2 separate regions of the Mus musculus genome follow, and region 2 is linked to region 1. Evidence: chromatin loops called from intact Hi-C (ENCODE). Cell type or tissue: left cerebral cortex. All regions are shown on one strand. Each heading gives the region's core, and the rest is flanking DNA. Links, peaks and the distances in the headings are about the cores only. Region 1 holds the start of Gm46887 (a long non-coding RNA gene). Region 2 overlaps Zdhhc21 (zinc finger, DHHC domain containing 21).

Region 1 (12,495 bases), core at 2,078-10,077:
AGTAATTAACCAATCAGATTTATGTATCAATAAATTCTCAATATGCCAAAGAAATAATATCAGAACCAATTGATAATGATAAAAGCTGCCCACCTAGATTAGACAAATTATTTCAATTATTCTATCCTTTATGATATCATGACTACCTGTGGCTATTTAAGGCCACGCTGCTTCAGGTTCTTCTTCCTGTCCATCTGCCTCCATCTTGGCTTCCTCTCTCCTCCTGAGACGCTCTCTGTCTCTGCAACTCTTAGCTCTGCCTTCCTTTTCCCTGTCTAATCACAGGCCTTCTGCTGCACTAATATTTAATGTAGTTGGACAGGGAAAATCCTGTCACAAGAAGAGACCAGAGGAAGAAGAAAAGGGACAAGAAGTTAGGGAGAAGAGAAGGTCACCACGAGGCTGGATGGATTAGGAGCATATGGCCAGGAAAAAGGAACCCTGAGGCTCACCTGGGTAAGAATCAAACAGCAAGTACCAGGGGACATATGGCTGGGATGGAAGGTAGAATAGCTCCAAACCTGCCCAATCTAGGCTAATAGCTTGTAAATAAAATACCTGGATTATGTGTCTCTTATACGGTCTAGCTAGAATAAATAATTCTATTTAAATTTTCTCCTTAAAAATGTCTGTTATAAGAATGTAGTGCTGATTTCCTGAGGCTCTCTGTCTTAAGTGTGGCTTAGTTATTATTGCCTGTCATTAAGAGTAGAGAGCCACCTCCGGTGGTCAATTTCTCTTCGATGAACTCTAGTTTTATTCCCATGTTTGTTTGTTTGTTTTTGTAAAGATTCTATTTTATGTTGCTGTCAAACTAAAGATTTCCAGCCATCACTTTTCTAATAGCTGCTGTCAACACATCTGCTGTTAGTCACCTCCCCCTGTTCTTTCGATTAAACATCTACTCACAGGTGTCTGGCTTAGTTTATTGCTCTAAGAATTGCTTATTGATAAAGTCTCTGCTGTGTTCAACAGTGCCCTTAGGCTTGAACATCCCCATAGTCCATACCAAATACAATCAGCCTTTGAAGAAAGACTCTAAAGCTCTGTTCTCATGTCTTATCTCACCTCTTTGGAGAAAAGCACCATCCATCCTATTGATTCTGAGTCAGAGCTTGAGGGAGGGACATGCCCCCCACCATCAACCCCCCCCATGTTGCTTCGCCATCATGTCTCAAGTAGCCGGGCCCACAGTATGCAGACAGAGTTCCAGCTTTTTGCTCCTGCTCAGCAAAGGAAATTCGTGATTACCTGAATGAGCAGTGGTTTTCAATGTCAGTTTAGGAAAGTGTTGAAACGCACCAAGACTCCCAAGGAGGTAGCTTTTTTTTTTTTTTTTTTTTTTCTTATTTTGACATTGGATTCTCAAAAACAAACCATCAAATCCGAGGGCTCAGGCTAAGTTGGACTTTTGGGAACACGCAGGACAAAGTTTGAGATGTCCAACACAGCTCCCCACAGCTTTGCTAGAACAGGGGACTGACTAGGAGAGCAGCCTATGTTCTTCTTAGCCTGCCTCTCCTGCATGGCTTCTATCATGGTTTCAGTGTGAAGTGTTCCTCACAGGCTCTAAGTACTTAAGTACTTAGCTCTCAGCTTTGGGGAGGCTCTGGAAGCTTGGAGATATTGAACCTAACCGTAGAGGTTAGATGTAAGCCACTAGAAGTAGGCCTTTGAGTGTCGTAGCCCAATCTCACTTTAGATCTTACTTTCTGCCTCTTGATTCACCATGAGCCCTTCACCGTGAACACAATTCTCTCAGTGGCCATTGCTTTCCTGATCCTTGTGACCTCTATTCCTTGAAGCCAAACACTTGAATAACCGAGCCTTCTTTAATATGCTTCTGGGAGGGATTTTAGTCACCGTGGTATAAAGCAACTCATAAGGCCTCCCTGCCCTAAGTAAGCTGAGACAAAGGTGCTTCGGTACCCCCTGCCCTTATCCTGCTGTGTCTTCAGTGCAGCTTCTGCCACATGAGATGAGGGCGGGGGAGCATGGCCCTAGGTCTTCCAGATGTTCTTACCTGGGACAGAGGTTGTGTACCCCAAACTGGGAATAAAATGCAGGTGGTCTGGTCCTCCTTGGAATCCTATAGCCCCAGACTGAGAGCTGAAAAAGGGTGTGGCCCTGTGTTCTCATCTTCACCAGCCTCCCAGTTCTGAGTAGATGCTCAACGTCACCAGCTTGTACTCCTGTGGAGACTTAGTAGATTTTCTTGACTAGATATTTCTCCATTTGTTGTATGCACTTAGATGTTTGCTAAACATTAAGTTAAAAATCTATTTTTTTGCCAGCTATGGTTATTTTCTTGGGGGAGAAGGTTTGCAGAGACCCCTAAACTGTTAATCTGACTCTCAGTTCCTCCTTTCTACTGCCCATTCAGATGCTCCAGGGTCCCTGGGGTGCCCTCATTCACTTCACTAATGCTGTGCATTCTGTTGCCAGGATTTCCCCCTCTGTGCCAGGGTTGAACCCAGGGCTCTCTATCAAGCTATGGCTGCAGCTCGGTTATACTATTCTTTCCGGGCCTTTCTTTATGTTTTAACACAAGGAAAGCAACATACTCTTCTTTTGCTTCTTATTGACTGGGAAGAAAAGCAAAGAAAAAGCCTACCATGTTCTCTCTCCATGCTCTGTCTCTCTTCTCTCTCTCTTCTCTCTCTCTCTCTCTCTCTCTCTCTCTCTCTCTCTCTCTCTCTCTCTCTCTCTCTCCTCTCTCTTCTTTTGGTTGGTGTTCCTTAGAAGGAAAGGTATGTGGTAAAATCTCCACACACACATGTTAATGACAGACGCCTTGGCAAGCACACAGGTGGTTTCAGTGGTGAGACATTGGTTAATTATTCTGTGTTTTGAATGTAACAAGATGTGCCTGCTCTGTGCAACTGATCCTGTTGAATAGACCTGAAACCCATGGATTTACAGTGTGTGGCTCTCAGGGGAAGGCCATACAAGCCTTGTCACTCCAGGAATAGATGGGAGGTATTTACTGAAGTTTCTTTGTTAAATATTCCCTAATAGGGCAAGAAATTGGGAGCTGTGTTGGATATCTCAAACTTTGCCCTGCCTATTCCCAAAACTTTAACTTGGCCTGAGACGTCAGATTTGATGATTGTGTTTTGAGAACCCAATGTCAAAATAGGAAAAGAAAGCTACCTCCTTGGGAGTCCTAGTGAGTTTCTGCATTTCCCCCAAAACTGGCATTGAAAAGCACTGCTCATTCAGGTAACCATGAATTACCATTGCTGAGCCAGAGCAAGAAGCTGGAACTCTGTCTGCACAACTCTGTCCTGCTACTTGGGAACGGGATGAGAGACATTTTCAAACCATTGACAACTTAGCTTCAGATCCTTGTGTTTTTGCTTGTTTGTTTGTTTTTCTGAAAACTAAATTTGCCTTAAGTTAATTTCCTGGGAACCATGTTTTCGTATATTCAATGTTTTGGGGCAGTGCAATTAAAACGTAAAAATATCTAAACTGTAATATATTAAGCCACCTGACTGTTTTGTGACTTTTCCCAAGAGACATCAACAGACACTGTAGGGCTCTAATGACAGGTCAAAGAAAGGGTCCCAGTCTGTGCTGAACTAGGGTTACCTCATAGGAGCCCGGGTGGCTCAAGGGTGGCTGCATCAAAAGCCCGTCAGCCTGACAGGCACATTCCCAGAGCTCCAGTGGACAGTCTCCTCTCCCCGGTAACCAGGCTCCTGCCCTCCCGAGCCCGTTTCTTGTCTGGAGTCCTTCCTCCTTCCATGAGGCAATGGTTCTTTTCAGAGGAGCCATACATGCTGAGGAGAAAGACACATTCCTGAGGGCTGGTGGAAGCAAGTAACCTTCCAACCAGGAGATTTCATGCTTTTGTTCTCTCACGAGAGCACTGTTTACTCCCATGAAGAAAGCTTCTCTCCATATTTATATTAAACTCATAAACCAAAGAAAATTTGACAACCATACACAATATAAGACAAACAGCAAACCAACTCAGTTTTATTCATTTCTCCATTTCTTTAATACGTTTTCTTTTCTTCGGATCTCTTCTTTGGACGTGGGACTCCTCCCCTCATGTTTACAAGTCCTTCTGTGCTGAGCTGAAGGCTCTCCTGTTCCAGGACTCATCTGAGGTAGGCAATTCGTTTACACTTGTTTGGAAAACCGAGGCAGGAGCCCACCTGTGCTGCCTAATTATGCAAACAAGCTGAATCAACAGAAACTCAGTCAACGACTTGTGAATCCTTAACAAAAGCATGCAGGAAAAAGACTGCCTACTCTGGGCAGCTTTTCATTGGGATTTGAGAAAGGAAACTGAGACCAAGAGCTTCTAGCCCTCGGGTACAATCCATCTCTGGTAAGTGTTAACATTTTGATGTTTGTTTCCTGAGTTTTAAAGAGGGGTCGATAGACTAATACTTCTCTGGCCCCTTCCAGGCAGAACAGCCACCATCAGCTACAAACTGTAGCTGTCCTGGCTTGTTATTATTGCAGTGCTAAGATGCCACAGGTTTTTGTTGTTGTTTTGCAATTTACAGCTTGTAATCCCTCTTGAAGGGAAGTCCGGGTGGGAACTCAGAGCAGGAACCTGGAGGCAGGAACTGAAGCAGGTGCTGCCCCCTGGCTTGTCCCCCATGGCTTTTCAACCCTTTACTTTCTCATATAGTCCAGGACCAGCTGCCTAAGGGTGGCACCGAGCACAGTGAGCTGGGCCCTCCATATCAATCATTAATCAAGAAAATGTCCCAAAGACTTGCCCACAGGCAATCCGATGGAGCCATTTTTTCAATTGAGGTTTCTCTTCCTAGAGAATTCCAGCTTGTGTCAAGATGGCAAAACAAACAAACCAACCCCCCCCCCAACAAAAAACAAAAACAAAAACAAAATGAAGCAAAACAAAACCCAAAATATTGGTGCTTTGACTGTTTTTTTCATTATATATGAGAAGACCCTGATCTTCTTTATAGAATCCCATGTGAACAGTGACAGTTCCCGGTGCACTACCATGTATCCTGCAGAATTGTTAATTCAGTTTGCATTAGAGCGTCTCTTCTTCCACAAATAATACTAACAGTAATGGTTCTGCTTCCAGCACGCTGGCCAAGAGTTTTAAAAGCATTTCAGTCTTTATTTGTGTCCGTGTCACAGTGGAACCTATGACCTATTTGGGATCTGAAAGTTCAGCACCAGCCATATGAACAGCGTAGGGAGGCTCCAGTAGTTAGCTTCTAGTTGTCTGCCTTTTACCTCCCTTCCTTGGGCCCTCCCTTGCACAAGACTGAAAGATGGGTGTCGGCAAACCCTGGGAAACGACCATAGGGGCATTTGTTTCTTATCATTGTGCTCAGGGCCTTCTCTTTGAGACTAAGAATTGAAGTGACTTGCCCAAACAAATATGGCTGTTCACAGTGGAACTAGGCCCGAGGTTTCTGAATAAACTACTGTACTGGCCAAAACCCGGTTTCCTTAGTAAAAAGCTCTTGCCTGTCTCTTTTCACCCAGATTAACTTGTTTGCCTCACGCTCTTCCTGGAGTTTGGAGTCCTTGTTAGCACTTGCATGCTTTCTCTGCTGCTCTGTTGGCCCCAGGAGTATTTCTCCCCACCCCTCCGATCCATTGATGTTAGCAACAGAAACATGGGATGTTTAAAAGAAGAGAATGGTCTAGAAACATGGGGACATTCTTCTGTGGGCCAGTTGCTGCCTTTCGTGTCTTAGGGGACAGGGCTGGCTCTTGAGGGAGCCACAGCCACTGGATTCTCACTCATGGCTGACGTGGAATTTACTATGCAGTCCAGTATGGCCTTGAAATTGACTTCAATCCTCTTGCCTCAGCATCCTGAACACATGGGATCACAGGTGTGAGTCACAGTAGCCAGCTCTGTCCAGAGATTTCTGATTGGATTGTGTGTGTGTGTTCTCTACAACCACCACATCCAGCAGAGTAATGATCAGCATGCAATTTCGTTCAGCACGACTAAATAGCTGGTATTGGTCCAAACTGTGGGAATCTGACCTCGAGTAGTTTAGGCATATTAAAGCAGTGCACAATTTGGTGGAAACTTTCCTGGTTACATGTGCACAATGAAGCCCACATAAACCTCCTTGAAGAACAAAGTAAGCTAAATAAAGATCGGATGTGACTATGTTGAAATCCTTTGTAAAGTACCTGTGACACATTCGGTAGAGATGAGTTCTGTAGATTGAGAAAAATAAGCTCACGATAGGAGTTTTGGGGAGTGTCTGGTGTGGTCCCCAGCTCACTCATATAGCACAAAGATCACCGTGTTATTAACTACGTCTGCTTCCAGATCTCTGGGCAGGTAGCAGGGTGTATATCCCTTCCTTTGAAGGAACAGCCCTGTGTGTTTAACATTCCAGGTTCCCTAGTGTTTATGAGCACAAAGACCTCTCTGTGCCTCCCCCAGGGGCATCTTTACCTGCTCATTGATTCTTAATTGCCGGGCACTTCTGTCAGGCCTTGGTGAGTCTTCAACTTTTTTGGGGGGAGGGGGTGTCCTAATTTATCCTCGAAAAGCCCTCCGGGTCAAGTATCATTTAATACAAATTATTAGGGCAAATGGTCTTCTATGGCCAGTGCTGCCACCACCTGGGGTCTGCCATTATTTCCTTCCTTCGGTGTTTGAGTCCCCTGACTTCTGCTTCACACTCTCTCCTCAGCCCTTTGGAGAAGCTTCACGGAGCCCTGTAGGCTCAGGTAGACCTCTCCCACATGCAATTTCCCACCCGAACCCTCTCATAACCATGACTCTATGCTGTGTGCCATGTGGGCACCGTCCACCATGCCCCTGTGTATTATTGTCCTCACCCTGCCTTCTCCTTATCCTCTGCCCTTTCTTTCAGGCCGGGTGCAGTGTTGCAGGCTCCTCAGTAGGTGGCAACCTTCACAAACAGAAATCAGGCAATTTCTCAGCTGCCAGAATAGTTACCTCAGCTGCTCTTGCTCCCTAATTAGAGACACTTGCTTCCTCTGAGCTGCAGAAGCTGCTCCCAGTGTTATTGTTCTGGGAGGGGGCGGGGGCAATCTGAGTTGTTTGAGTGACCCCACTTTCTGTCATCTCATGCTTAGACCAGAAAATGGGGACTCATGCTCTTCACTGTTCGCTCTCAAGAACACGGAAGCACCTTCTCTCTCATGAAGTATTCCAGCTTTGGTACAGAATTTTTGTTTTGAAGGGGTGATAATGATCTTTATCATCAAAGTAATGGAAAGGAGAAAATATTTTTTGAAACACAAGGCTACACCATTAGATGTAAACAAAGGCATGAAAAAAAGAACAACCCACACACATTATTGGTGATTCTGTCTCCAGTTAACAAGAAGAGAGAGTTGAAATGGGAAAATCAGAGATTTTTGGTACTTGGGAATTTGCTGGAGCAATCAAAGGCATTATGGTTTAGGCCACTCTGAGGTCTCACTATCAGGTCTCTCTGAGTCTACACTATCAGGCCACTCTGAGATCACACCATCAGCTCAATATGAGGTCACTCCTACAGTCCACTCTGAGATCACACTTACAGTCCACCTGAGATCACACCTACAGGCCACACCTTCATGCTACCCTTTAGCTCTATATCTTCACCATCTGTTGACAGGCACTGAAGGAGTCTGGGTAGGCAAGTGGGTGTGCTTCCTTTCCTCACTGTGCCCTCCAGAACGTTGGGTCACTGGTATCAATTTTACCTCCAGGGATGAGTTTCCTGGGTCATCTGATGCCTAGGCCACTTTCCCTTCAGACAGTCTTCAGCAAGAGATCTGATCAGTGGAAAGGAACGAGACTGGCTTTCAGCCAAGGAAACGTCCACTTCTAAGCGTACACTGTGGTCTTCAAAGAACACTGTGGGAAGGCTTGTTCTCGTTTTAACAATGTTTTGATGACCTCAAGCAAGAAAGTTCCTTTCTTAGTCTTATTTCAGAGCCCTTGGCAATGGAGTGATAGCTATTCTGGGGCCACTCTGTGGATCCTTGGCTCTATGTGTTTTTGGCATTCCTGTGTTGTGCATGCACTGTTTAGCATGTGCGTATCGAATTACCTGGGTGTCATTCCAGGCAGGTTTAGTCTATCCTCTCATTTGTTCTTTGAATCAAAGGCAATTTATTCCTGAGAATACTTGTGTCCGATCTGAGAAGGGGTGATCCCAGTGGTCTCTGAATACCTAGTATATGCAGTGATGAATCTTTGGTTTCTGTTGAACTTACAGCATCAGACCTCAGGACTAGAAACCTAGTTTCTTCTTGTTAAGATAAAACTGATTGACCAATAGGAAGTAGTGTAACTGGACTTCTAGGGCACTGAAATGACTCTGTAATGTATATATCATTGCCAGTTGTAACTGATGTAGCGCCCTGGGTCAGAATTACCCTTCTGGGGAGACTGTGAGGGATTGCAGAGGGAAGATCTTTGCGCTTTCTTCTCAATTTCCTGTGGGAAGCCATTATAACCATTAAAACTGATGTGGAAAAAATAAGACTTAAAATTTTTTTTATATATTATGTATATATGTGTGGTTGTGTGTGTGTGAGTACAGTGCCCAGAGAAGCCAGAAGGGAGTGTTGGACAGCTGTTAACAACACATGTGGGTGCCAGGAACCAAATTCTGGTCCTCTGCATGAGGTACGTGGTTTCAACTCTGAGCCATCACTAGCCCAAATCTTTTTTTTTTTTTAAGTTAAGCAATAACCAAAATAAAAAGAAAGGAAAAGGAACAGCACATAGTCTAAAACAAAAGCCAGAAGATGTGTGTGTGTGTGTGTGTGTGTGTTTAAATCTGTCTTAAGAACATCCACACATATACTACTGTATGTGTGTGCTTTAATGATTAAAATAGTCCACATTAGTATTCTGAGAGGACCTTTTTCTTTCCGGCCCCTTGGTCCTGGCAAGTTGAGATTTATGATATGCTGAGAGGGCTCTCTACACTGGAATTTCCTTTTTTTTTTTTTTAAAAAAGATTTATTTATTTATTTATTTATTATATGTAAGTATACTGTAGCTATCTTCAGACACTCCAGAGGGGACATCAGATTTTGTTACAGATTGTTGTGAGCCACCATGTAGTTGCTGGGATTTGAACTCGGGACCTTCGGAAGAGCAGTTGGCGCTCTTAACCACTGATCTATCTCGCCAGCCCCCTACACTGGAATTTCTGGGGGCTGATGAACATATTTGTTGAGAAGGAACCATAAATATATTTCTATAGAAAACAACAAGGACAAGCCTTACAACACTATACAACTTTTATTAGTTTTAATACTGCCAAAGGAATGGCATCCTCTGTCACCTCTGTTTCATCTCTGCCTATCCTCATTGAGCTGCTCTGACACTGCCTACGTGATGAGGGATGGCAGTTTGTGTCCTAACCTTTACTGTCATTTGTGAACTCTCTTCTCATGTGTGTATTCTTGCCCAGAGTTCTCTAGCAAGTTAGACTCATTTGTACTTTAGGATTGCTTACATATCAAAACAATACAGACAGACAGACAGACAGACAGACAGACAAACACACCCTCAGTCAAAAAGGAATATAGAACTGACAGAAGATTCAGAGGTTAAGAACGAACACACACACACACACACACACACACACACACACTTTGTTCTTACATAGAACTCAAGTTTGGTTCCCAGCACAAATATTAGGTGCTTTACAATTACCTGCAACTCCAGCTCTGAGGCATCTGATGAACTCTTATGGCCTCCACAGGAACTACACACATGCGTACACACACACACACACACACACACACACACACACACACACACACACACAGTGTTCATAATTGAAAACAAAACAGTTGGTTAAATGAATACCTGTTGTGCTGGCTGGTCTTAAGTCAACTTGACACAAACTAGCACTATCTGAAAGGTGGGAACTTTAATTGAGAAAATGATTGCATATGATCCAGCAGTCAGGCATTTTCTTAATTAGTGATTGATTTGAGAATGCCCAGTCTATTGTGGGTGGTGCCATCCCTAGGCTGGTGTTCCTGGGTTCTATAAAAAAGTCATGGAAAGCAAGTTAGTAAGCAGCTCTCCTCCATGGCCTCTGCGTCAGCTCCTGCCTCTAGAAACAACCTGCTCGATTTGAATTCCTGTCTTGACTTTTGTCAATGATGAACAGTACTGTGGAAGTGCAAGCCCAATAAACCCTTTCCTCCTTAACTTACTTTTTGGTCATGGTGTTTCACTGCAGCAATAGAAACCCTAACAAAGACACCTAGTATTTACTAGATAATGAGAATATAGATAATTTACTATAGGCAGAAGGAATGGTTGAAAACTGTTATATTTATAAATGTTTTAATCTTGATGTTAATTTTTCCCTTTTCACCTCTAATTTTACTAATTTGGCTGTTCTCTGGTTTGTTTGCCTAAGAGCTTGATATGTATGTATATATAGGTATGTATGTATGTATGTGTGTATGTAATGTGTATATATCTATATCTACCCAGTCTATATCTATAGCTATCATGTCTTTGCTTCATTGAGTCTCTGTGTTACACATTGAGTCTCTGTTTCACTTATTGCTGCCCTGACCTTTATTAGTCTTTGTTATCTATTCCTTGAGGGTTTGAGTTGTTCTTGCTTTTCTAAGAGCTTGGGGTACGTCATTAGGTTATTCATTTGAGCTCTTTTAGAATATATTTTTTAATGAAAACATTTGTATTTATGAATTTCTCTTGGATCTTTATCTGCTGCACCCCAGAGGTCCAGGTAAGTTGTGCTTTTACTTTCATTTGATGATAGAAATTATTCCTGATTTCTTTAATGACTCATTGGCCATTCAAAAGATCATTGTTCAGCATCAGAATAGTACTGTAGTTTCTATGGTATCTCTGGCTATTGATTCTTACTTTTACTGTATTGTGATCTGATAAGATATAATAAATTACTTTTATCCTTTGATATATTGTTAAGAGTTACTTTGTGACCTAGAATGTGACCTATTTTAGAGAAAAAATTATGGGATGCAAAAAGAATATGCATTCCATATTTATTACATGGGATATTTTGTAGATATTTGTTAAGTGCATTTCATCTAGGCTATGGATTAACTCTGAAGTTTTTTTGTTGATGTTTCAGCTTGGATGATAATGGAATTGAGGTCACTTACTATTTATTATAACGATCTGACCTCTTATGACCATTAGTGTCCATTATATAAAATTAGAAACTCCAAGCTTACTGCATATATATTACAGTTATTATATATTTTTGAGGAATTTTTTCTTTTATCAACACATAATGGTTCTAATTATCTCTTTTGAGTGATTTTGGGTTGAAGTCTGTTTTAGCAGATATCAGAATAGTTACTCTAATTTGTCCTTGGGTTCCATTTGCTGGATAAATTGATTTCTGTATTTTTAAACTTTCAATCTGTGTCTTCGCCAGAAAAGCACATTTCTTGAATTCCATTTTCTTTGATCTGGTCTGCTGGGGACTAATATAAAGGCTCAATCTAAAGTAATGTCTGCCTGCCACTATCAGTACCATTTAGCAGTCATTTCCTAATGCTAACAATTTCTTTTTCTACTTGCTTAATGCCACAGTTAAGACTATTTAGCATATAATTCTGGGATGACTCCTTTGGGTGTCTGTGAAGGTTTTCGGTCTTAGCATCAATGCTAGCACCAAAGTAATTTCTATTTTTCCTGATATGAAGAGATAACATCTTAGGTGGGGGCCATTTTTCCACTAGCATGGATAACTTTGGAGCTGAACAGTTCGCAAGGATCCCTGCCCCTCATATGGTCAGAGCTTTGAGCATCGTGTGCCACATCAATTGGGAACTTCTGTTCCTCTGATATAAAAATTACCACAGGACTTTTGCAGTCACAGAAAAATCATTTCGATAGTCATCTCTAACAAATATATTCACATTTTTCTTCAGTCTATGCTGCTATAGCCCAGAAGATGAAGATCTTGGAATTCCAAATAGGACCTCTTTAAAGTCTAAAAAACCCTACACCCACCCAGATCATCTGTAAGTAGAGTTAAATTTAGTTTAGAGAAATCAGAAGAATAGAATTTAGTTGAAGTCAGAATTAGATTAAATTTGAATTGATTCACGTATTAAATCAGAAAGGGATTGAACTGAGTGGAGAAGAATCTGAGAATGAACTATGCAGAGGTTGAATTTTATAAAGACCGAGTTTTGCAGAGGATGTATTGAGTAGCTTGGTAGAGATTTGGCTTTACAAGGAACAGAGTCACCCGACACACATTAAACATTTCAGAGCCTTTATTAATTGCTCCAAAAGTCTTTTCAGCATGCCTATTTGGGTCATCTCTTGGCACTTTCTATATAGAAAGGGTGGAATGCTCATCTATGGGTATCCTTCTTGGTTATCCCTTTTCGCCTTTCAGTCCTTCCTTCTTCCATTCATTTTAAAACCACAAAGGAGTCAGCTTCCCCTTCTTGCTTAGAACAGAAGAGTGTTTAACTCTTCTTTGACAGTTGGGTTATTTTTTTCTTTTTCTTTCTCTG
Region 2 (12,495 bases), core at 2,656-10,655, 380 kb after region 1:
GTTGCTCGGGATGTCTGAGGCCTCTCTTCAGCACACCCTTTACCCATAGGGCAACAGATGTGGCCAAGGGCTGCTGCTTGGGCAGAGTGAAAGGAAAGCAAGAGCAGCTATCAGCCTGGCTTGGGCTGTGTTTTCAGTCCTGTTAACCTGCTAATCAAGAAACCTATGGTGTGATAAATTCTTACCTTTCATACTACACCCCATTCCAATTTCCCAATAAATCCATCTCTTCCTTCTGCTAAAAATCGTTTTTTCTCCATTCCAGACATAATCCAGCATTAAGTTAGGCTATAGTTTTTTCTTATAGTCAAACATACTTTTATTCCGAATCTGAAGCATCTCTTTTTATACCAGGATTAGCCGTTAGGAGAAGACAACATATTAAAAGACAGAACAGATCTGTTCTGAAAGTCTTTTTTGCTTTTTTAAAAAAATGTAAATCTCCATCTTTTAAAATAATGAAGCATTCTCTTATATTGTTTAGGTATACAGGCAGATTGAAGTGTTAGATATTTTGATCATTAGATCATTCCAGCCATAAACATTTCTCAGAACTCATTATCGCAGCATTCAGTATATGTGGGACTTTCACATTTCTAAAATAATGGTTTATTTGCTAGCTAGCTAAGGCTGTGTGTTGTATCTATATTCCATTTGTAGCATTTGCCTTGTTGGTCCTTCCCTGGTGCCACTAGAAGATTTGAGTATTTTCAGTATGCTTAAAAAAAAAAAAAATCCCATGTTTGTCCACATTACCAAACACAGTAAATTAAGCCTTACTTAGTACTTGTGCAGACTGTGGGTTCTACTTTCCTTCAGTGACAGACTCTGTCCGGTGTACTGCAGCCTGCTTATACACGGTTGTGTTTAGGTCTCCTGTGCTCGCTGCCTCCCAGACTGACCACTTACTGTGTGCTAGTGCTCAGCTATAGACCTTATGCTGGTTTTGTAGTAATAGTATTCCATACGGCAGAGGTAGAAAGAGGTAAGCATTTGCCATTCTAGAGAAAATAGTAGATTAATTTAGGCAGCTTCCCAACTACTATTTACAGAGAGTAAAGATCTCATCAGCCAGGCAGTGGTGGATCCCAGCACTTGGGAGACAGAGGCAGGCAGATTTCTGAGTTCGGTGCCAGCCTGGTCTACAGAGTGAGTTCCAGGAGGGCCAGGGCTACACAGAGAAACCCTGTCTCGAAAAACAAAAACAAAAACAAAAACCAAAAAAAAAAAAAAAAAAAAAAAAAAATCTCATCCTCTCATCCTTTGAAAGAGTAGCTATCTACTCATGAGGATTTAAATGTGTTTGATTTTGATGTCCAAAAACTTCAAAGGGTTTCTATATATGAAAGCTAAACCTGGAGAGGTTTTAAAGAAAGTTGATTCTTTTTCAGAACCACAACTAAATTCTACAGTGTAGATTCTGTGTAGTAAACCTGTCCCAGGATAAAGGTGACAGTAGACCAACCCTCCTACCCTGTCTTGCCAGTCCTCGCATAGCTTTTACGTGCAAAGATGTTGTCAATGCTGTTTCCGGTTGAAACTCCTTTGGAGTTGAAAGACTCTTTCACTGGAGTCACATATCAGATATTCTGCTTATCAGATATTTACATTATGGTTCATAACAGTAGCAAAATTATAGTTATGAAGTTGTAATAAAAGTGATTCTGTGGTTGAAAATCACCACACCATGAGGAACTGTATTAAAGGGCTGCAGCATTAGGAAGACTGAGAATCTCTGCTCTGTGGTGACTTTGCCTGCTCTCTCCCCCTGCACTTTGGTGTTGGGTCCTTTGCAGTGGTCTTTGCCATCTCTCGAGCACCCTAAGATACTGTCCAAATGGCCTTTTCCACTTCCTTTATAGATGTTAACCCGAAGCCAGCTTTCCTCTAAATTACTGACCCTCAGCCTCCCTGACGCTGGGCCCTTTAATACAGTTCCTCTTGTTGTGGTGACTCCCAGCCAGAAAATTATTTTCATTGCTACTTCATAACTTACTTTCTACTGTTTCAATTGTAGTGTTAATATGTGTGTCTTCTGTTGGTCTTGGGAGACCCCACAGGTTGAGAACCACCTCACTAAATGCCTAAGATATTTTCTCGTGTATTTATAGACTGTGCTTTCATTTAGAATGAATAAAATACTGTTTGAGAGGAAGTTATACAACACACAAAAATAATCTTATTTTCAACATATTGTCAAATTTCAAAGCATAATACAAAAAAGTAATGTATGTGGAATACTTAGTAAAGCTGCCATCTTTTTGCAAATCTTGAGGAAGCGCTGTGAGTGAAGCTGTTGTTTGCTCCCAGTCTCCTACAAACAGCTGACTTCTCCCTTCTAGACGCTGCTGCTGCCTCAGCGCGCCTGACAGTTTGTCATCGCGAGTGCTCACCTAGCGTCACTAAATGTAAAAGCTTGGCGCCACAAAGGAACGTTCTGGAGCCAAGTAATGTTTGCAGAGACAAGGATTTCCATGAATAGTTCTGATTGCTATTGCTTTACGCCATGTCTGTCATAAGTGAACAAGTTAGTAAGATCAAATCACAGGAGATGGTGAAGATTAGCTAATGTTTTTGCATATTTCAAAAATGTTTCCTTTGTATTGCTTTAAAACGTGCTTACACTTTAAAGTTTCACCTATATATAGGTTGAACAATGTATACATTGGGTATTTAGATATCGTAACAGTTTGTCACTATGATGGAGAGATTCTTTGTTACTAGAGTTTGTGTCAGGACTTTCAGAAACTGTCTTCTGCTGAGAGCTTTGCTTCCCTGCCTGCATTTCAGCCTGGTAAAAGCACACAGAAGAAACTGTAGTTTTGTAAAGGTTTGGTTTGTTCATTGGGGGAATTAAGAAATATTTTGTTTTCTTTGTGTTAAGGAATATTAATTATCTAACTTTAATTTTCTTATTTAAATATATTGTAACATTATCAGTTTATAGATTTGCCTTATTGACTTTGTTTTTTATAGAAGTCTATAAAACCCAGAACCAGTAGTATTCTTTGTCTCTTGGTAGTTCTGTAGTCATTGATGGCTTTTATGCATTATTTTGATATTTATTTTTAATGTATATTTGCAGAAAGTTGAGTTAAACAGAAATAACTAGGCTTTTAAAATAATTACCAAGGAATCGGGTATCCTCAAAGGTTGTAATCAAATGAAATAGTTCTTGGAGAGATGTTTGATATTTTAGTAGTTCACTGATTTTTTTATATGATAGAATGTTAATTTTATTTTTCTAAGAGGATTTCAGAATGTGTATTGATATATAAACTTGTTAAAAGTATTTATAAATTTGTTACATCTGAATATAATTTTTTGTTTTTAATAGGATACAACATCTATTGAAAAAATGTCAAATTGTTGTGAAGAAATGTAAGTATTAAGTTATAGTGATCTTATTTAAAAATAGAAACCATACTGTTTGACTACCTTTGAGAATCATGTGCCTATGTTAATAGTAGGAAACTAATATGTTGATTTTTTTTTCTTGGTGTCCTGTCTGAGGCCCAAGCTAGACAGGCGTATCCCAGTCTTACTGTAGGGGTCTTTCAGCCATGGGAGCTTTTAAACAAAATAAGTACCGATCACTCTTGTTCCCTGTCTCACAGAAGTAAGCTAAATTATTTGTCCTGAAAGTACATCAAAAGAGATTTGCTACTGTGTTGTTGACACACATTCTGTTATGCTGAGCTTCTCCTCTGCTTCCAGAGTTACCCTAGGTTGATTGACGATGCAGATACAATATCTGCTCTCCAGAGCTGACGCTCAGCTGCATGCCACATTGAAAGGAAAGCTGCATTTGTGATGCTGAGACACAGTGCATCAGAGTCCAGTAATGGATCCCCAGCCAACCTGTATTGTTTTAGCTGACTGAAGGGCACCATGGGAGTGCTGTCTTTCACTAATAATGCTGTCTTCTGTAGATCGCGGCCCCGAAAGCCATGGCAGCAGACCTTCTCAGAAGTTTTTGGCACTCGTTGGAAGATCCTGTGGTTCATTCCTTTCAGGCAGCGGCAACCACTGCGAGTTCCCTACCACTTTGCCAATCACGTCTAAACAGATGGATGGTGGGCACAGATGGGTCCTCCATGCTGGAAATGCGTTACAGGTTTTATGAGAATAGAACTATGACAGTCTTCAAGTCAATTAAAATCCACCTACCAATCTTAGGCATCATAATGTGCCCCAGGCTTCATTTTAATAGTGATCTTGATCCTGTTGTGGGACTAATACAAGATCTATATTTAAGTTTTAAAAGCATGTTTACTTTTAAATTAGCCTTCCACCAGGGTTTCTTTAAATGCGTTTGTTACTAAACTCAGAAGGCAGTGATTGGGATGAAACAATTGTACATACATTTTCTTCAGTACTCAAAGTTTTTTAAATTTTAATTTATAGGAAATTTGACATGTTTTATGTTTACCTTTAAGCAGTCCTAACCAAATCTGAATTTAATTCTTCAAGTTTACAAAACTGGATACACTTTGTTATGTATAAGTTAAAATGTTACTACTTGCTTTTATATGTGCTGTAGGCTTTTACAGTGCAGTGAGCAACAAGGGGCAGTGCCTGGCTAGGAGCAGCTCTCTGATGCCCTTCTTTCTCCTTCTCAAAACCACAGACGACTCCCCGAGTGTAGTGCACCAACTACTACCTTACTGTGAGGGAAAAACTATGTTTCCCTTCTGCTGCAATCACTGATTGCTTTTAGAATATTTGCTCCCAGGAGAAATGTGTGACCAGTCAGGTTTATATTCCTGTTTTACCCTAAGATTCTAATGACTGAAGAGGGTAGGAAGTTTGCAATAATTCCAGTTACTTCTTCAAGTGCAGTTATATTAGAAAGCAGATGTTTTAAAGTGCTAAGCTGAATGGTGTGTAACAGTGTAAGGAGGAGAACTGTGCTTTTAAAGTATGGATACTTTTATTTATCTGCCATTAGATCTCACTGTACACATTGAAGATTTATATATTATAGAATCGATACTGGTCAACTCATATCAAAGTGTAAAAGTGGGTCACTAAATTTATATACCAGTAATCACCCAAGTTGAAATTGAATTTCCACTTGTAATTCGCATCACTCTAGAGACCTTTTATTAATGTCAGGAAATTACTGTAAAATAGAATGATCTATGGTAGTGATGGTCTCTTAACAAACATGAGCCTTTTGTATACAAAGACATTTTGTATGATTTAATTTTTTTCATTTAGAATACTGCAATTCCATATGTTTGTGTGCTTAGTAATCTTTTCCCTGAAAAGAGTATTGAACAAATCTACCATTTGTGAACCATCTACATACTTTTCTTATAAGTAGTTGTAAAGTAAGGAATCATAGCTGGGAAATACTGTGGCTAGTTCTTTCAGATACTGTAAATGTCTTATAAAATATTCTGAATAGAATAATCTCTTTGCAGAAATATTAATACCATATTTTCATGTTCTAATTATGTTTATTTAAAAACTTAGAAGTGGCAGATGAAAATATTTATTGGTGCTAAGACATATAGTAAGTTTAATATAAGAAACATTTATAAAGGTTAGGAAACATAAAATTAGTATGTTTTAGTAAGGGCGAAGGGGTTGGGTTTTGTGTAAGCTGATTGACTAACTTGGCCAATGACAGTTACTGAAGGAAGTGGTGTACATAGACTGTTGGGAGGTAGAAGTTGAATGCCTTCAGCTGTATATATTCAGTTCACTCAAGACCTGGAGCATCCAAAGCAGAGCCAAACGAAAGCCCAGCGTGGAGCTTTGTAAACTGCTTTATACTTCTGGAGCAGTAGTAGCTCTGACACAAGGTAACGGGCGTGATCCCTTCCCCATGCTGGAGTTCGTGGGTTTGGTCTGCTTACATGTACCACTTCTGGGCACATTATCTACCCTTTCTCTTTACTCTCCCTGGTCCTGACCCCTCTCTGCAGTTTCCTAACTAGTCATTGTACTTGATGCACTAGTTTGATCTACAGAAATGCTGTTATTGATGTATTTACATAAGAATCTATATTGCAGTATATCTATATATACTTACATAGTATTGTTAAATGTATATGTCTAACCCCCGGAGGGGTTTGTAATCACTCTAAAGATTCCTAGAGAAAAACCTGTTGGCCATTTCCTAGGGATTAAGCTCCTATGTTCTTTCTGCGCCCTCTTTTGGCTAATTGATGTAATTATCCTGGCTCTTGAGGTTTTTACTATCCTGTTAGTGGGTTGTATAGCCAATCTGTGAACATGCCAGAGGTATACATGCCAGTGTATACTTATAGGAACATATGTATAAAAGTGTAAAGTTTTATAAAAATTGAAAATGAATGTGTTATTGTTGGTGATGTTCCTTCTTGGTAAACTGCCTGGCTTCATGTATGTATATTCTTGTACACTTTTTACTGTCAGTCACAAATTTCGATTAGTTTAAGCTGTTTCATGTATTTTACTTTAAACCTTATTTTGGCAACTTATCTTGTTAGCATTATAAAAACTTACTTAAAATACTATTTTACTACAAAACAAAACATTTATTACAGTTGCTGTGGTAACTGTTATTCGGTATGTTTTACTATTTTAAAAAGTACATTTAATTTTTTCAATTCAATTTTGGGATTGTCCCCTTCCACACACACACAAAGGTTCAATTACCTTAAAATAATTAGTAATTGGTTAATAATATTATTTTTCTTTGCTTTTTAAAACGCTTGTCAATGAGAGTTAACCCTGTAGATTATTCAATAGCCTCTTTATTTGTCCCTCTCAGTAACCATGGGAATAACTACCCATGTGGGGTCTCAGGAAGCGATGGAGCAAGGGCAACCCCTTCATATCTACAGTGCATTGAAGTATTTATAAGCTTCCTGTTTAATTTTAGCAAAATGTGTGTTAAGTGACATTTTTACATTAGCAAAGTCACCTCATGGGATCCTGCAGTTAAAGTGTTAAGACGAGGCTGCAGATACTTGGTAAACAATTAGAATTGGGCACGCAAGGTGGCTCCATACAGAAAGGCATTTGCTGTACACGGACCCACTTAGGTGAAGAAGGGGAAAAAAGCTCCTGGCTTCATAGAGTTGTCCGCTGACCTCCACAAACATGCCTTGTCAGTCACGCCCCTCCCCATCATCATTGTTCATTCATCGCCTCACACACAGCACACACAAACGTTTCTGATATCCAATTGGATAAGCTTGATGTAGGTAACAAAGGGCTGGGTTCAGAATCTCCTAAGCATTAAACAGTCTACTAAGGAGTCTTTGTTACCAGGCTTCCATTTCAGATTACTAAGCTAGCTGATGTTACATGAAAATAAAAACCTATTTTGTTTTATAATTTATATTTAAAATGTTTTAGTTAACATAAAAGCCATTTAAATTTGTAGCTAACATAAGATCCTGTTTTTCAGAAGACAATTTACTTTTAATAGTAATAAAGTAGGGGCTGATGTGTACCTCAAAAATTATAGTGCACAAGATGCCCAGGATTTAATGCCAAGAACCAGGAAAAGACAAGAAGAGGATGTAGACAGTAGCTACACACTAGATGCAGAAGAGCTGAGTTGAACATCTCAGAACGTTTCATTAATGTGCAGAAGTGGTTCCATGAAGGACGGTGGCTCATTCCAGCTATTCTTAATGAGACTTTGGGTTATTTTCCTACAAGCAACTGTTTTGCTCGAGAGATGTATTAGTTCTAAACAGTAATCACAAAGACTAAAATTAAGAACACACTTCCTAACGGGAGATACAAATGAATTTAGATGAAAGCCACATAGTTTTTGTGTTAGTTCATGTGTAGTTTGAATGTTCTTACATGTATTGCTAAAAAAGAAAAAAAAATCACAATTTGTCTTGCAGTGGCTTAATATGGCACTAATATTCATTAGCTCTATACTAATTTCTGTCTAGACTGTCTGTTCTCTGGGTAGTTCTATTGTATGACTTGTATCAGTAAGTAGATAGCCTAGCTACAGTTCACTAAACTATAGTACTTCATTATGTACATTTTTGACATAACCTCTACTATACATACATATATTGGGAATTTATTACAAACATTATATCATTTAGTAATAGTTAAAACATTAGACTTTCATCCACCTCTACTAGTGCTTTGAAAATCACAAATATTGGCAAATGTAGTTAGTAAGTCCTGTAAACTTAGTGTGTTCTATTGTTAGCATTATCGACCATGTAATTAATGAGTGAGAATACGATTCAGTACTCACATTGCTACTGTCTTCTGTTGTAGGTACCATGCTCGGAGCTTGCTTACAAATAAAAATTTTAGTATAATTTATATTTAGCTGTTCTTAGAGTCTACAATATTTTACAGTAGAACATGGGAAAGTATTAGAAGCTGTTTACATGAAGTCCTTTATACCAGTATTGTCACCGACTAAATGAACCAATAGTTAGCATTTCTGCTACCTTTCTGATGGTGATGACTTAACTTCAAGAAGTGGCTTTTCTCACTTCTTCCATTATCTTTATGCATTTTTTAAACAAAATTTATTTTTAAAAGCCATTTTGTTAAAACCAACAATATTTTGTGAGTTCTTTAGATGTGGCAATATTATCTGCTAGTGATAATTTGTAGCAAGTTATCATTATTATTATTATTTGGAGACAGGGTTTTACTGGCTTTGCACTCAGAGTCCTCCTACGTTTGCCTCCCACATTCTGGGGTTATAGGCATATGCTGCTGTGCCTGGCTCAGTGCTTAAAACTCTTAAGTCATTGGTAATACTGATTTTTCATTATCATATCTTTTACTATATTACAGCTTTCCCCTGTATCTACCCTAGAGTTCAGGTACCAATGAGTAATGAGTATCTAAAAACTAGATTAAGAACATTGGGGACGTTAGTAAGATGGAGTGAAGGCTAAGTGGACAGAAATAGCCAGCATCTGAAAAGAGCTGACTAGAGACAGCTGTGATAGCCAGCACTGTCGCTGACGCCACGTCACTGTAGAGGTACCTGCACAGCCATTGTGGGAAGCATTTGGTTTGAGCTGTTTGATCTCCACTTAATGTTCTTTCTCCTTAGCTGGCCAGATGCTCTTGAGAGATTATTTTTGATTTCAGATAATTGTGTAGGATAAGTTAAATTCAAGCATTTTTAGCATGCACATGTTAAAAATAACATAGAAGTGTAGCTGTAATACAAAGGAGAAGTGATTGCTTGCCCAAAGTTTGAAAAGATCTGGAACCTGTCTGAGGAGTCTTTTGGCAAAGAAATACTGAGTCACCAGAGAAAATCAACGACTCAGTTATGAAGGAAGGGATCTGTTGGGCTTCGTGAGACCCTAGAGGTCTTCATTTCTGAAGCCCTTCATTTCCTCATGTGTAAAAGTAGTGTTTCCCATAGTTGCTCAACTGTGTAATTAACTAATTGCACGTATAAAACCTAGTTTTCATCTCACTAGCTTTATAGGGAAAGATGTAGCCCGAGCTTCCGGGGCCACAGGCATGCCTCCTCTGGGCTTTGCTTGCCTGTTTCACTCAGCACAGGGTCTGGTTGTTTGTAGGCTGTCGGTTAGAGGGAAGATGCATCTGCATACTGATAGCTCTGTGTCCACACCAGTGTGGATGGGTGATATTTTAACCTACTCGTGCCTGAAATTAGTGTTTTACAACCTGAACAATTAAAACATCCTGGTGCTATTCACTTTATCATTGAGTTACATTTTTAATTCTTGAACCAAAGAATTAGTTTTCTTTTTGGTTGACTGAGAGCTTCTCACATCTGTGTCTGAAGAAGTGAACAGTCTATTGACAGCTTAATTTCAGCAGAGTCAATTGTGAATGAATCTTAGTTAGACTTATTTTTTTCTGTTATGCATATTAGTGTGGGCTTTAATTTTGTACTTTAATGTAACATGGCTACTATATAAGGTATTTTAATAGGCTGAAGCTACTAAAGATTATTGAATCACTTTTCAAAAGTCTCACCAACCCCCCTTGGTCTTACTTCAGCAGTGAAGAAAAATTATCTCTATAAGCAAAGTATTCTATTGGATACTTTTAATGACTGCTCAACCAAATGCTAAAATAAAGGGCAAATAATAGGTCCATTTTACATTACAAGTCAAGAATTTAGTACCTCTGTGTGGGGGCAGGGTATAAACCTTAATGGCTTTAAATAATGATACAGGTATTTACCTAATGAGAATGAAATTAAAGGACACTTTTAAAAACATAAAAGTCACAAACACATGCACACACACACACACACACACGCACACGCACACGCACACGCACACACTTTCCCAGTAGGAAGTCCAAAGGTACGTTGACTTGAGCAAACACCCTGGCAGTTGAACTTCACATCAGAAGCAGTTTGGGTGCTGCTGCTCAGCATCCGTGAAAATTAGTCAGATTATGTAACTGGCAGACTGCAGTCCTCTGGATGGACTTGTCCAGGTGTCTGCTGCTGCTTACGATTGGCTTCTCTGTTCTTCCTTTGAAGCTCTGCAAACACCATCAGGGTTTCCTTAAAACAGACGCTGCCCGGCTGATCACTCAGCCACTCACGGAACCGTGCGGGGGGCTAGGAAGGTAGACAGTCACACTGAAAATGCTTGTGTCCTTTCCATTCGCTTCAGTCCGTGTCTCCTTGAGGGTTGATGCAATATATGGTTTTGCAGTGAATTCTGAATGGAAAAAAGAATCGATTCTTGAAAGGTGACACGCTCGTGTGCATAGATGAGCAAATATGATAGAAAGCAGAGGGAGGGCTGCCCCGGCTCTTGTACCTGTGTTGCCACGGGATTGTTTCTTAATAATTCCACTGCTTGTCCAAGTCTTAAAAGGCAAAGTGAGTCATTTTTCTCAAGTAGGAAAAGAGAGGAGAGAATAGGAGAGAGTTTGCCACTGCTTGCTGTCTCCTGGTGTGATTATTAAAAAGCAAAGAAAAAAATCAACATAGAATAAAAGCAACTAATGACACAGAAGGAAGAAATTCATCCCAGTCAGAGGTATAGGATGAATGGGTTGTAAGCCCAAGGACAGACAGGAAAACAGAGGGAGCATGGAGTTAGCCTGGCAAGTTTAATCACTTGACACACACCTGTGCCATTCTGATGCTCCAAGTATTTGCTGTCTGCTCCAATTCTCCCATATCCCTAATTGAAAAGCACTGCTTGAGTTTCAATAATGGTGTGTACTGTGGGTGCCTAGGAAGACCCTGTCTTAAAACTTGCTGGGTGTGCTTTCATTCAGCTGGACTGTGTGTAAGTCTGAGGGCCTTGGCCTGCATCGTCTGCTGTTGTGTTTTGTCTCTTACCCTAGGAAACCCTTCACTAACATTTCCAGTGCTAGTGGTAATAAGGAAGAGAGTAGGTCAGAGAACTGTGAGTCCTTTGAGGAGAGGGAGGGACATACAGGCGGGTGGGAACTGTGAGGTATACTTAATTGTTTAGATGAGACAACGTCTACACTGGTTCTTCTAATGAAAATGGACTATGTATCTACCTTAAGAACAACATTGCTTTTAATTTATTTTAGTGATTTTTGTTTTATTCATGTAATATTCAATTTTCTTTGCAAATTGCTTTTAATTTAAACTGTGGAATTTTTACTTCTCTTGAAATGTACTATGTACTGTATTTTTAGAAATCTTATTTTTAAATAAATATTTTTGAAAAACATAGGAATGTTTTTATCCTCTTACCTCCTTAATTATTAAAATCGACTAATATTCTAAGTTTTAGAACTACCATGTTTTAAGACTCCCCCCATCCCAAACTTTGTGCCCTTTGAATAAATATTTAAAAATTAGTGGCCTTGGGCTCTTCTACCGCAATCACAGAAAACAAGGTATAAATATTGGACTTAAAATTGACAGCATTCCTAGGTAAGCATATTATTTTAGAGATCATCTGATTGCTGCATTCAGCTGTCTAATGCATTTGTATTATGCTTGATGCTGTTTTGTGGAAATATTTTTCGTGAGGAATAGCTCCCACATAGTGAAGTGTGAAGAGGAGTCAGTCTAGGCACTGCTTTAAATCTTGAGTTTGGAATTACTGGAAGCCTTCACTCTTAGGGCATTCCCTTATACAGACTTTAGGGCCATCTGGGGATAAGATTCCAAGCCTCCAGGAGCTGCTTGCTGTGAACACAGTATGTTAGAGAGAATGAGCTGAGCATACATGTCAGGTCCACACAGGTAACTCCATCTCCTGAGGATCTGAGACCATCTTCTGCCCTCTGCAGGTACCTGCACACGGGTATACAAACACATACACAAGACAGATAGGCATACAGACAATGAAATCTTTTAAAAAGCAAATAAAAGTGTAAGAGGGAAATTAGATGTATATATATTAAACATAAACTCACTTTGTATTAACAATTTAAATTATTTCATGAAATGGCTGCCTCCAGAGACGAACATTGGTTTTACATTGTTTTATGATTTAATCAGATACATTGGGATTTTATTGAAGTCTCTGAAGAAATTTAACCTTATGGAGAGAGTATAGTTGG

What was found. Hi-C counts contacts between places; a loop is a spot of excess contacts. Peaks named below come from ENCODE experiments on the same cell type or tissue, not always from the same donor. Only the 100,000 strongest peaks of a DNase experiment are listed, where the experiment ranks them.
Region 2: it touches region 1 in a loop (8-fold over the local background); 10 of 42 quality-filtered maps call a loop at or near these places.

The regions. Positions count from the first base shown.
Region 1 is chr4:83,177,880-83,190,374 of GRCm38, reverse strand. Gm46887 (a long non-coding RNA gene) reads left to right here and starts at 3,830. Exons shown (of 3, transcript XR_001784537.1): 1 at 3,830-4,342; 2 at 10,714-10,721; 3 at 11,899-11,974. In left cerebral cortex, for the core only: a CTCF peak has its summit at 6,872; a DNase peak (open chromatin) is centred at 6,909.
Region 2 is chr4:82,797,899-82,810,393 of GRCm38, reverse strand. It overlaps Zdhhc21 (zinc finger, DHHC domain containing 21), which reads left to right. Exons shown (of 9, transcript NM_026647.4): 8 at 3,338-3,381; 9 at 3,933-11,656. The coding sequence ends at 4,065. Among named protein-coding and RNA genes, the nearest start is that of Zdhhc21, 56 kb to the left of the region's middle. In left cerebral cortex, for the core only: a CTCF peak has its summit at 6,168 (motif pointing left); DNase peaks (open chromatin) are centred at 4,068 and 6,179.